2 separate regions of the Mus musculus genome follow, and region 1 is linked to region 2. A link is a loop called in an ENCODE intact Hi-C map of the cell type or tissue named here. Cell type or tissue: left cerebral cortex. All regions are shown on one strand. Links, peaks and the distances in the headings refer to the core of each region. The heading gives the core; the rest is flanking DNA.

The links. A loop is a pair of places that touch in the nucleus more often than their neighbours do. Peaks named below come from ENCODE experiments on the same cell type or tissue, not always from the same donor. Only the 100,000 strongest peaks of a DNase experiment are listed, where the experiment ranks them.
Region 1: it touches region 2 in a loop (2.0-fold over the local background); 2 of 42 quality-filtered maps call a loop at or near these places.

What each region holds. Positions count from the first base shown.
Region 1 is chr5:127,794,398-127,797,319 of GRCm38, reverse strand. It overlaps Tmem132d (transmembrane protein 132D), which reads left to right. Exons shown (of 9, transcript NM_172885.2): 6 at 1,217-1,422. Among named protein-coding and RNA genes, the nearest start is that of Glt1d1, 160 kb to the right of the region's middle. In left cerebral cortex, for the core only: no CTCF peak of the experiment used is centred there; a DNase peak (open chromatin) is centred at 1,702.
Region 2 is chr5:127,714,101-127,717,022 of GRCm38, reverse strand. No RefSeq gene overlaps it. Among named protein-coding and RNA genes, the nearest start is that of Glt1d1, 83 kb to the right of the region's middle. In left cerebral cortex, for the core only: a CTCF peak has its summit at 1,467 (motif pointing right); no DNase peak of the experiment used is centred there.

The sequences.
Region 1 (2,922 bases), core at 268-2,767, 80 kb before region 2:
AACCTTATCAAAGCCCCTTACTCTTCAACATGGCCCTGGGGGGGGGGGTGTCATCGGTGTCCTTTGTTCTTGGGTTTGTCATATGTGAAGTGCTGCTGACAATCTTACCTGCCTCCTGTGTGGTCCTGATGCTGAGCTGATACTGGGCGAGCTCAGCATCTATCCCTGACCTGTATCATAGCCAGTGATTAGTGAATTCCTCACACCTGCTTCCTCTCCCTGTGCTGTCAAGCAAAGCACAAGTGAGGGGACCCATTCTCATCCCAGAATCCATCTTCGCATTCTACCCTGGGTCTACTCTCTACTAGAGCCAGTGAACCACAAACCAGCTGGCTCTTGGAAGAGTGCATTTATTCCCCCTGTAGTTCTGAAGACTAGGGATCAGGAATCAGGAATCTGTCTGGTATTGTTTGGCTTCCAATCAGACTTGTCTCATTCCTTACTCTCCCTGATCTCCACACTCATAGCACAGCCTCCTACCCCCATGGCCACAGTGTCTGCTCCCTTCCCCTAAATTACCAGTAGCCTTCTCAAAAGGACATCTAGAACAGAGCCAAAACCAACCCAAACATTTAAGGCTAATCCCCATCAATCAAGAGCCTTCACTTTGAGGCTAGCGAGATAGCTCAGGAGTTAAAAGTGCTCACCTTGAGAGTGTGAGGACCTGGGTTTGGATCTCCAAAACCCACATAAATACCAGGTGAGCATGGCAGCCTGTCTGTGATTTTAGCCTTGGAGGGCCGACACAAAGAACAAACTGCCGGGTGTGATTAGCCATTTAGATGAGCTCTGAATTTGACTAAGCAACTCTACCTTGATGGATAAGGTGAGCAATGGATGAAGGACAGATTTTTGACATCCACTTTTGTGTTCCTCATGCATATATATATATATATATATATATATATATATATACACACACACACACACATACACACACATGCTTACAAATGTGCACACACAGACACAAAGAGAAAAGTAAATAAATAATCAAATAAATAAACATATACAACTCTACTTACCACTCCAGTGGATCAAAGAACCTTAGTCACACCAGCAGGATCTGCTCTGATAGCTCTTCATTCAAAGAGACTGCCTGTGCCTGCTCTGCCTCACAATGATGAATCCCAAATATGGCACTACCCTATTCCCTGGTCTGTGGACTGCAATGAAGTTCACCTCCCCCTGCCCTGCTTCTCTCCCTCCTCCCCACCAGGTTTCTGACAGATGTGACTATGTCTTTGTCAATGGGAAAGAAATGAAGGGCAAGGTGAACGTGGTAGTCAGCTTCACCTACCAGCACCTGAGCAGCCCCCTGGAGATGACAGTGTGGGTACCACGGCTACCTCTGCAGATTGAGGTCTCAGACATGGAGTTGAACCAGATCAAGGGCTGGCGGGTCCCCATTGTCTCCAACAAAAGGTAGGTGTATATAAACATGTACATGTGAGAGTGCTTGAGTGTGTGCATGCATGCATACGTGTGTTGTACATTGAGCATCCATAGCAGAAAGTCATGTCCACTATGGTTAAACTTGAGGAGGGAAGCAGACAGATGGCTAGCTTCAGGTAAGAGTAGATACAAGGGTTCACATGGTGATTTACTGTGACCAAGTGCCTAGACTCTGCCTTGTAGGCAACTGGACTCCAGCCACAAGCACCACCTACAGAAAGATGAACTTGGGGGCGGGGAGGAAGTCATGTGGATGAGACTCGGGCTAAGAAGAGAACTGACTTTAGGAAGAAGCAAGTAACAGATGTCATTCCATAAGCCAGAGCAGATCAGAGTTTTTGGCCCTGGTGAGAAGTCTGAAGCTTGTCTGCCATAGCGTACCTGTCATACCATGGGGTGTAGCTTGGTAGAGAAGTTAGCCTCCCATCATCCATCAGAAGGCCAGATGAGGATGGAGAGGTAGAGTCACAATGCTCAGGCTCTGCTTTCTGAATGTCACTGCAGGGATGCCTGTGCACATAGTCATACACTGGAGACATTTCAAGTGTCAGGGTAAGCATGAGTCCTGTCACATAAGGAGAGACTCCTGTGGGCTATGGGTGCATAGCAGAGGCGAGAATCAGTTGTCACTCCAGAGGACCTTGTTATTCTTCACCTTTGAAGTTCACCCCTCTAGTCCTGTGACCTCTGGAAGAGGCTATAGCTGGAGGACAAAGGTGGTGGATGCAGCAGACAGTGGGAAGATAGTCCTTAGAGATATTTCTTTGGAAAACTGGCTTGCCAGGAGCTGGGATAGATGATGGAGTGGGTGGTGGTGGTGGTGGTGGTGATGATGATGATGATGTAGTTGGCAAATACCTAGCCAGGTCTGGTAAATGGTAGTCTCAGATGCCACCATAGCTGATGGGCTCCCTCAGAAGTGGACAGTCAACATGTGAATGGAAGTTGAGTTGATAGTGGGAATGGACCAGTGTATACAAGATATCAGAGAAGGAACAGCCAACATCTGTCCATTTGGAGCCACCTGTTCCTGTCTGTCTTGATTATAGTATCTCACTAACCTTGTGATAAATGCTTGTCTCTTTTGGGTGACAACCCAGGCATATTAGCCACATATTACTGTATGTCCTGGTTGGCCCTGATTGTTAACTTGACACAGCCAAGAATCATCAGAGTGGAAAATCTCTATTGAGGAATTGCCTGGATTGGGTTGATCTATGTGATTGTAGGGAATTGTCTTAATTATTAATTGCTCACTCTTGGTAGCATGACACAAGTGGTCATGGGCTAGATAAGAGAGCTAGCTAAGCATGAGTCAGAAAGCCAGCAGACAGCATGGACCTTCTCTTCAAGTTCTCACTTGAGTTCCTGCCCCAGCTTCCCTCAATGATGGATTCTGACTGAGAAGTGTAAGCCAAAAAAAAAAAAAAAAAAAAAAAAACCCTGCCTCCCCAAGTTGCTCTTGGTCAA
Region 2 (2,922 bases), core at 156-2,655:
ATGGCTGCTGGACTACCAGCCATCACACCTGAATTCTGCACGGCAAGACAGAGTGGCTCCTGTTTCTCATCGTGTCATTTAGATGATTCTATTCAGAATTTCTAGGTCACACCCCACATACTCAGACTGGAGATACACGGTATTGTCATTTAGGCAGATTGCCTCCCTGAGTAAAGCCATACTCTGTTGAAAAAAGAAGAAGGAGGAGGAGGAGGAGGAGGAGGAGGAGGAGAAGGGGAGGAGGAGGAGGAGGAGGAGGAGGAGGAGGAGGAGGAGGAGGAGGAGGAGGAAGAAAATAGATATAGATATTTGGCGTCCATGTGCAATTAGCATTCTTTGCCGGTAACCAAGAACTCATTGTTGAAAAGTCTCAGACCTTGTGTGGCCACAGGCACAAAAGCCTAACCAAGGCTGAGAAAGGTGTAAGAGGTGGCTGAATTGCTGGCTGTCACAGAGCCTAGAGACCTGGTGTGGTTCACCAAGCTCCATGCTTGATTAACTCAAGTGGCAAGCTGTCACCTGTGACCTGTCTGGGTCGTGCTAGCGCACTTCACACCTAGCACAATCTAGCTTGTCCCAGCTGAGTTACAACAAGTTATGTCCAACCTCTGACACTTCCACATAACACTGGCATCTATAAAAATCATACCCAAGAACCTCACAATCAAATCACAGGGGGAAAAAAAAATCTCAAAATATTTTAAGTAACTTTGTGATTTTTGTGTTCTACCACACTGATATCCATCCTTTATGTATCTCGGTGCAGCCCAGAGGTTGAGCATACCCGCTAGCTAGCCTCTCTCACCACAACCCAGCCCACACTGGTAAAAACAACAAAGGTAAATTATTTTAAAGATAAAGATGGTGGTGTTGTGTGGAACCAAGACATGAGACCTATAGTAACTGCCAAATTTGGTTTGTTTGCTTGTTTGTTTAGAGATAGGGTCTCAGAATGCTTACTATGTAGGCCCAGCTGTCCTAGAACTCATTGTGGAGAGACAAAGTTATTCTGTCTCTGCCTCTTGAGCCCTGGGATTAAAGGTTTGTACAACACACACACACACACACACACACACACACACACACAACCATGCCTGGCCCTGTGCACTTTCAGCCACTGCTCCAGCACCATGTCTGTCTGTCTGTTGGCATGCTGGTGATGGACTCTAACCCTCTCAACCTACCAACCCCAGTGACCTCTTCCTATATAAGTTGGTGTCTCCACCAGCAATAGGAGAGTGACAACTCCCGGGACATTCGTGTCTTGAACCTGTATTTAAATTTGCTGTGTTTGCCACCGGCTTCCTCATTCACCTGTGAGGTAAAATCTCCAGTGATCTCATTTATAAAACAATGTTGATAGCACTTGGAAAGCTTAAAGATTTGTTTTTGTTGTTTTGTTTTGTTTTTAATGTATCTCTATGTGTGTATGTGAGTACAGGTGCCCCTGGAGACCACTAGAGGGCGCCAGGTACTCTGGAGCTGGAGTTAAAGAAGGCTGGGAACCACCTCATGTGGATGCTGGGAATCAAACTGGGGTGCTCTGCAAGAGTAGTATACATTCTTAACCGCTGACCTGTCTCTTCAGCCCCAAGCATTTGGAAGTGTATGCGTGACATATTATTCACCCTTTGGATTGGGGGTAGTGGGTGGGACAAATCCCCCAGCGTGGCAGTGGGTCAACAGGTCCACAGACCTCTTTATCACTGTGCACATGCACAGCCTGCATGTACACAGTGATAAAGAGAAGCAGGGCGGGACCACAGGATCCTGCCTCTGATCTGCACATGGGGGTAAGAGCCTGCTTTGGCGGTGAACTTTTCCCTAATGAAAAATTCAGAAAAGCCCCCCCCCCATTTACAAACTTGTCGGGTTTGTTTTTAAATTACCTTGAGCAAGGACAATTTGAATGTAGTCTGTGTGAGTGCATTTCTCCAGCCACCTTTTCATGTGAGAAAGAGAATACTCTCTGTCTTGTAACTCTCTCTCTCTCTCTCTCTCTCTCTCTCTCTCTCTTTCAGTTTCTCTTATCTCCAGTCTGACAATTAAAACACAGATATGCCTGAGGCCTTCCAGACAGTTTCTGAGACACATTCAGACCTTGCACTGAAGGCCAGAACCTTTCTTCCCCAAAAGCCCTACTTTAGGATTCAGCCTTTGGTGTTCAGAATAGCAACTTTTTACTGACATTCAAAAGCTTCTGAAATCCCCAGTCCAGAACTTGACTCTAGGGCCTGCCTGGAGAAGACAGCTCCACTCAGTGATTAAGAACGTGTGCTACTTTCTCAAAAGGCCTGAGTTGAGTTACCAGCTCCCACACTGGGCACACACAGCTACCAGGAACCCCAGCTCCGGGTAATCTGACACCTTCTTCTGGTCTCAACAGGCAATGCACACACATGCACATACTCACATACATACACATAAATAAAAATAATTTAAAAGATAGAAATTGACTCTGATATCAGAATGGGTGCTGCCTACCTCAGCTCTCTACTGCAGAAAACTTGTGAGTGTCAATTTTCCACAGGTATGAGGTTTACACATATGCAGAAAGTACCCAAGTCAATGGTGGTGTATTATGCTGCACCCAGATACAAACAGATGTTTGTACAGACACGATAACATGGTAAGATAGCTTATGAGGCCTGTCCAGAGAGGAATCCTAGTCTTTTCTTTAACACTCATTAATAAGAATTCCTGCCATGATATTGTCAACAGGCTATGGTCCTTATACCATGCAACTTACCTACCCCCTCACCTGTGTGTGTGTGTGTGTGTGTGAGAGAGAGAGACAGAGACAGAGACAGAGACAGAGGCCAGAAGAGGATATCAGATCTCCTGAAGGTGAAGTTAAAAGTGTTAAAAGTGTTTGTAAACTGTCAGAGGTGTTGGGAACTGAACTCAGCCCCTTTGTAAGCG